2 separate regions of the Homo sapiens genome follow, and region 2 is linked to region 1. Evidence: chromatin loops called from intact Hi-C (ENCODE). Cell type or tissue: Caco-2. All regions are shown on one strand. Links, peaks and the distances in the headings refer to the core of each region. The heading gives the core; the rest is flanking DNA.

What was found. Peaks named below come from ENCODE experiments on the same cell type or tissue, not always from the same donor. Only the 100,000 strongest peaks of a DNase experiment are listed, where the experiment ranks them.
Region 2: a loop joins it to region 1, with 2.1 times the contacts of the local background. A loop is called at or near these places in 19 of 110 quality-filtered maps.

What each region holds. Positions count from the first base shown.
Region 1 is chr18:6,779,644-6,782,561 of GRCh38, forward strand. The region is part of intron 1 of ARHGAP28 (Rho GTPase activating protein 28); the gene reads left to right. Among named protein-coding and RNA genes, the nearest start is that of ARHGAP28-AS1, 51 kb to the left of the region's middle. In Caco-2, for the core only: no CTCF peak of the experiment used is centred there; DNase peaks (open chromatin) are centred at 1,608 and 1,828.
Region 2 is chr18:6,731,715-6,734,632 of GRCh38, forward strand. All of the region lies in intron 1 of ARHGAP28 (Rho GTPase activating protein 28), which reads left to right. Among named protein-coding and RNA genes, the nearest start is that of ARHGAP28-AS1, 3.3 kb to the left of the region's middle. In Caco-2, for the core only: a CTCF peak has its summit at 1,413; no DNase peak of the experiment used is centred there.

The sequences.
Region 1 (2,918 bases), core at 155-2,654:
ACATTCAAGTGCTTGCCTGGCCTTATGGACAGCAGAAACATCTGCCTATTTTTGTATAGCATTTTAAACATCTTCCTCATTATCAGAGAAGCTGTGTTAGGTAATGGTACAAATCCATTTGTCAAGACTCATGCAGGCCTCTGCCAATTCTTTATTGCTTCAAAATTACACTGACCTACGTGCATCTTTCTAACAGGCTTCTGAAAGAAATTCAACCATCCTGCTACAAAAGTAAATCAAAGATAACTCGAAATGTCACTAACTTTGAACCTGAGAGTCCCTAGCTTACATAAGAATGATCCCTATGAACTAGAACAGTTAAGGGAACTTCATGGGAAATATGAGGCTTGCAGCAAGACGTTGGAAAGGAGAGGAGAGCAGAAGAGGTCCAGGTGCTTCCAGGCAGGGCTGTTGCTTGTTGGACATGAGCTGGACCTACAAGCCCACCCCAGCTTTCAACTGGAGTTCAGGGAAGCTCAGTGACAAGGCCAGATGGCTGCCCAGAATCAGCTGGTCATATGCAGAAGCGAGACCACTGAGCTGCTGCTTCTGGATAGAATTGGATCTTAACCAAGCATTCACATAAAGTCAGCCCTTGGTATCTACAGGTTCTGCATGGGCAGATTGAACCAACCTTGAATCAAAAATATTTGGGGAAAAAAAAACAATAAAAACTAACTACGACAATTAAAAATACAAATTAAAAAACCAATACAGTGTAACTCTTTACATAGGGTTTACATTGTGCTGGGTATTATACGTGATCTAGAGATGACTTAAAGTGTTGGGAGGATGTGCTTAAGTTATATGCAAACACTACGCCATTTTATGTAATGGACTTGAGCATCGGTGGAATTTGGTATTAGTTGTGGGGAGGGGTATGGAACCAATCCCCCTCAGATGCTGAGGGATGCCTGTATAACATTTAAGCAATGGAGGCTGAGAAAAAAAATCAGTCTCTTAGGCCAGGTGCGGTGGCTCATGCCTGTAATCCCAGCACTTTGGTAGGCCAAGGTGGGTGGATCACCTGAGGTCAGGAGTTCGAGACCAGCCTGCCCAAGATAGCAAAACCCCGTCTCTACTAAAAATACAAAAATTAGCCAGGCATGGTCGTGGCAGGCGCCTGTAATGCCAGCTACTCACGAGGCTGAGGCAGGAGAATCTCTTGAACCCGGGAGGTGGAGGTTGCAGTGAGCCGAGATCACGCCATTTGCACTCCAGCCTAGGCAACAAGAGCAAAACTCCGTCTCCAAAAAAAAAAAAAAAAATTCAATCAGTCTTGTAATGCCCATGAATTTCACAGTCACAGAATGTAATTTTCTTTATTTCTGGTAATAAAATTTATATTCTAACTCTGAGCCCCCACTTCTGACGGACAGCAGAAAAGCTCCATCTAGTCACAGCCACAGCCAGTCGACTTGATCCAATTTAGCACTTTCTAAGTTGCTTCTGGTTAAAATTCAGGAATATTCAGAATATTTCCCTTTGATTCCCCTCCTTTCCTTCTATTGCTGCTGGAAGCCATTGCATCTGGAGAGGCAGTCGGGACAGTCAGGGGGACCTGTGTTGGTGACTCAGCCTTCCTCTGCTGTCTGAGCTTTGACCCCAGGGGATTGGACACAGTGCTGCTGGGATGCAAGAGTGGATCTATGGGGTGGCTCCCACCTGGGTCTCTGATATGAGTTGAGCCTTCGTCCTGTTCCAGTTTCTGGAAGGAACTGTTCACTCTGCAGCCCCTGCCACGGGGATCCTTATCTCCAGCCAGGCACGTCTGTCAGGCTCTGAGAATCAATCAGTCTCTGTCTGCTTCCTTTTCTCTCTCAGCTAAAGTGGGCACCCCTCAGGCTGTGCAGGGAACTCCTGACCCCATCACTCCCCAGCGGGAGCGGGAGCTGCTGTCTCTGCCCATTCTTCTTGCCCTGGTGACATGGGATGTGTCTCTGAGGCTGCTTCCTTAATCACAAAAGAAGGGAAGCAGGAAGCAAGTGTCTTCCTAGATCCTCCCAAACTTCGTGGAGAAGCCTGTGAGGGCCCCAGCTCCCACCTGACACACTGTGGCATTGTTCTGGGGGTGGGACACCAAACACATGGCCTCTAATTGCTCATAATGATTTTTTCCTCTGCAAATTCTTTCCTTCTCCCTAGTTTGGATGGGGTGGTAAAAAAAACTTGTTTTGCCAGTTGATATCTCTTTTCAAAACTATTTTTGTCTCTCTTTTGAACTAGAGCCAAGATTCTGGAATCTGTTTGCTGTTTTTATTTTTCTTCCTGACAATTCTCCCTGGGGCAAGTGGTAAACTGGCCAGCCCATATCTCTTGGAATATGGGTTTAGGGATGGGGACAGGGCAGTGGAGAGAGGGGCACATCAGTCAACAAGCTATCATATTATCCTGGCAGAGAGCACCCAGATCTGATTCATCAGTCAAGGCCCAAGCCAATTTCTCACTTCCTGGAGATTCCAACTGGTTTTTTTTTTAGCTGCCTCCCCAGCCTTGGGAAGGTCTGCTGTGCTTAGCCACTGCAACTGATGAGGAGCAGAGCATGTCCTTGGTTTAGGGAGTGGGGGGTTGAGGGGGTGAGATAACCTTGTTTTCTAGGGTGAATGGGTAGAAGAGTGTTCACTGTTTTTTAGCACGTTGAAAATCCAAATATGAGGTTATTCTTTCCATCTTTTAATGTTATTCCTAACAGCCTCGATTAGAGTATTAATGAGGAATCCCTTGAAATATACATATATGTCACTATCTGTTATATATAATGTCAAGACATTAATTATTATTATTATTATTTTGAGATAGAGTCTCACTCTGTCACCCAGGCTGGAGTGCAGTGGCACGATCTCGGCTCACTGCAACCTCTGCCTCCTGCATTCAAGTGATTCTCATGCGTCAGCTTCCTGAGTAGCTAGGATTACAGG
Region 2 (2,918 bases), core at 320-2,819, 48 kb before region 1:
TAAAAAAGCAATCAAAAAGAGGTTCCTGTATTTACAAAGAGCCAGAGGACACCATTAATCATAAGTCTGATAACAGAAATAATCAGGCCCAAGTTATTAACCTTTGACTCACTAACTAATGATCAATACTTCCTTTCAAGCCAAGAAGCAAGATCATATTGTTCTACCTCTGAAGAAAGCACTCTCTCTTTCAAGAATACCCTTTCCTTTAAATTGCTTACACATTTGTAACCTATTTGTGGAGCAATGACCAGAATGGCCCTAGAAAGCGTGGACTTTTGTATCTGCGTTATTTTTTAGCTCTTGGTGGCATAGGTTCAATTCAAAGCAAACCATTCTTTTTTATTTTCCAGACCCCCACTACACCTGAGTTTATATGTTTTTAAGGTTTTTTTTTTTCTAGCCTTTTCCCAGTAAAATAGAATATAGTATCTTTCTATTTGGTCATTTTTTCCACTATTATATCCCTAGAGCAGTATCTGGTACATTGTAGTAGCCCAATAAATATTTGTTGAGTAAATTAATGAATTCCTGCCAAGATTACAAAATAGCCAAGATAAAATGGTGGGATTTTTAACTGCCAACCTCAACCTGTTTGCACCTCCATGGCCAGCAACGTGTTAGGCATTTGGGTTACAGAGATAAACGGGACATAGTCCCTGCCCCAAGAATGTGGCCCTTTACCTTTCAAACCAGCAAGACTTTGAGAAAAAAAGAGGAAATAAGTGACAATATTTCTACATCAAGAGGCTTCAGATGTAAATCTGGATTTTTAGCTAACCATTTAAAAAAAAAATTGAAGGACCCAGCAGCTCAGGCCTGCCCTGCTGCCTGCCATCCCTAGCTGAAGCTGAGCTGCTCCATCATGGGGGCTGCTGTGCTTGTTTGCCACACTCTCCCTGTTTCCCTTCAACATTGAGGCAGTTTCTTTTAGGGCTGCTCATTTTATTTTATTTTACTTATTTTATTTTGTTTTCGTAAAGTGAGTAGCCAGTGAAATGTACTTGTCAGTTCCTCAGGCTTGAGGTCAGATTGGCAGACCTTGACTCTACACCAATTACTACAATGTGGCCTTGGGCAATTTACTTCCGCTGCTTAGGATATTGACTAACGCAGAGGAAGCACCAGATATATTAGCTGTATCCCTACGGTTATCACTTTTAATCAGGTGTTGTTGCTGTAAAGAGGAGAGTCAAACTTTTGGTACTTGCATCACTATCAGAAGCGGACAAACAAAATAAGGTCAAGAAAGCCTTGTTTGTCAAGAAAAAAAAAGGGGGCCATTTAAAACTCAAATATCTGAGTTTTATAGCTCCAATCTTGCAACCGAAGAATCAAAGGGATCACTCATTCTTACCTCATTTTATAAAATAGTTAAAACTATGTATGGAGCATAATAAGTGAAACCACCTGAAGTCACATAAATGCACTGGCCTTTAGAGGGAGTTGTGGGTACCTAAAAGATTCTAGGTTGCGATATATTGACAGTAAGGAATCCTCAGATTTAAGTTCTTTTTTTAAAATCAGTATTCAGAATGTATAAATTAATATGTTTATTTTTAATATATAGATTATCCTTTGTCCATCTTGTCCTGTTCTGTTTTTGCTCTTTAAATTTGCATGGGGCAGTCTGCTGTGGCATTTAAAATACTGTTATACATATTTCCTTTTGAGCTTTTGGGATTCCTTCCCACACCCCCCGTTTCTTTAAGAGTTATTTCTTTTTTTATATATAATTTCTATCACCATATTTCTTGATTCTAATAGAGTGTGAGGATGGATAGACTTGCTTGTTAATTCTCATAATTAATTCTATTTTCTCATACTACTTTTATCTTTCAAAGTTTTCTTAGGAATTAATTTCAAGGACTCCACAAAGTCTATTTTGGCTATTACTTTTCAGTAGCATGGCATACTTGTAACATGAATTTTAATTTGTTTCTTTGGAGCTAAAAGGCAAGAAAACCATCAAGATACAACATCTTTCTGTCCCTAATAGGCATACAAACTTTTAAGTAGTTTAAAGCAAGAGCATAATTCTCTCAGAGGAAGTTTTAGCAAACATATTTCATTCTCACTTATTTTCCATTTTGGTCAACTGATTTGATATTACAACAACAACAAAAAAACATTCTCAGCTTGTGTTTCTGGACAGTTTAGACTTATTCCTAATGAGGAACACCAATTACCTTCTGTGTTTAGCACCTTTATGTGCTTAACAGTGGCAGGGAGTCCTAGTTGGTGTCTACAGTGCATTTCTAGATCATGGGGGATTCCAACCACTGCGAAATTTATTCATGCAGCAAAGAGACTCACAAGTCATAAGTATTTGTTGGGAGGAAGAGAACTAATTCTTTATTTCACAAAATTGTATATCCACATCCTATTGTAAAGGAAGAAAGAGAATAAACTAACTATAAATTATCAGTTCTGTTAAATGGTTGAAATTAGAATCATGATTTTTAGAGAGGCTAAGCTTCTATTCAGAATCCAGAGTGAGACTATTGACAAACATACAAAATAATTTCACTGATAAAATGAAACGTAGCTGAGGATAAAGCTAGATTTTGTTTTTCAAGGGTTTCCTGAGTATATACAAATAATGAAGTACAATGTTTTTTTTGTGAAGGTATAGTAGAAAATGGCCATGATTATTTCTGATATTTATCTAGTTATACCATAAACTTCCCGAGAGAGGACAAAAATAGAGGAGGGAAACAGCCAACTCTTCCTCGAAAACAAATATAGAAGCTAACCAAGGTTATCCTAGGAATTCTAATTCTACAGCAATGTTTAAACTTCTGTGAGGGGGCTATTGTTTCTTAACTATTCTTAATAATAAGATAATTTGATTAAAATGGAATGGATGATTAGAAAGTAAATATTTTATATTGAGGAAAAACTAAATTTAGCAACTT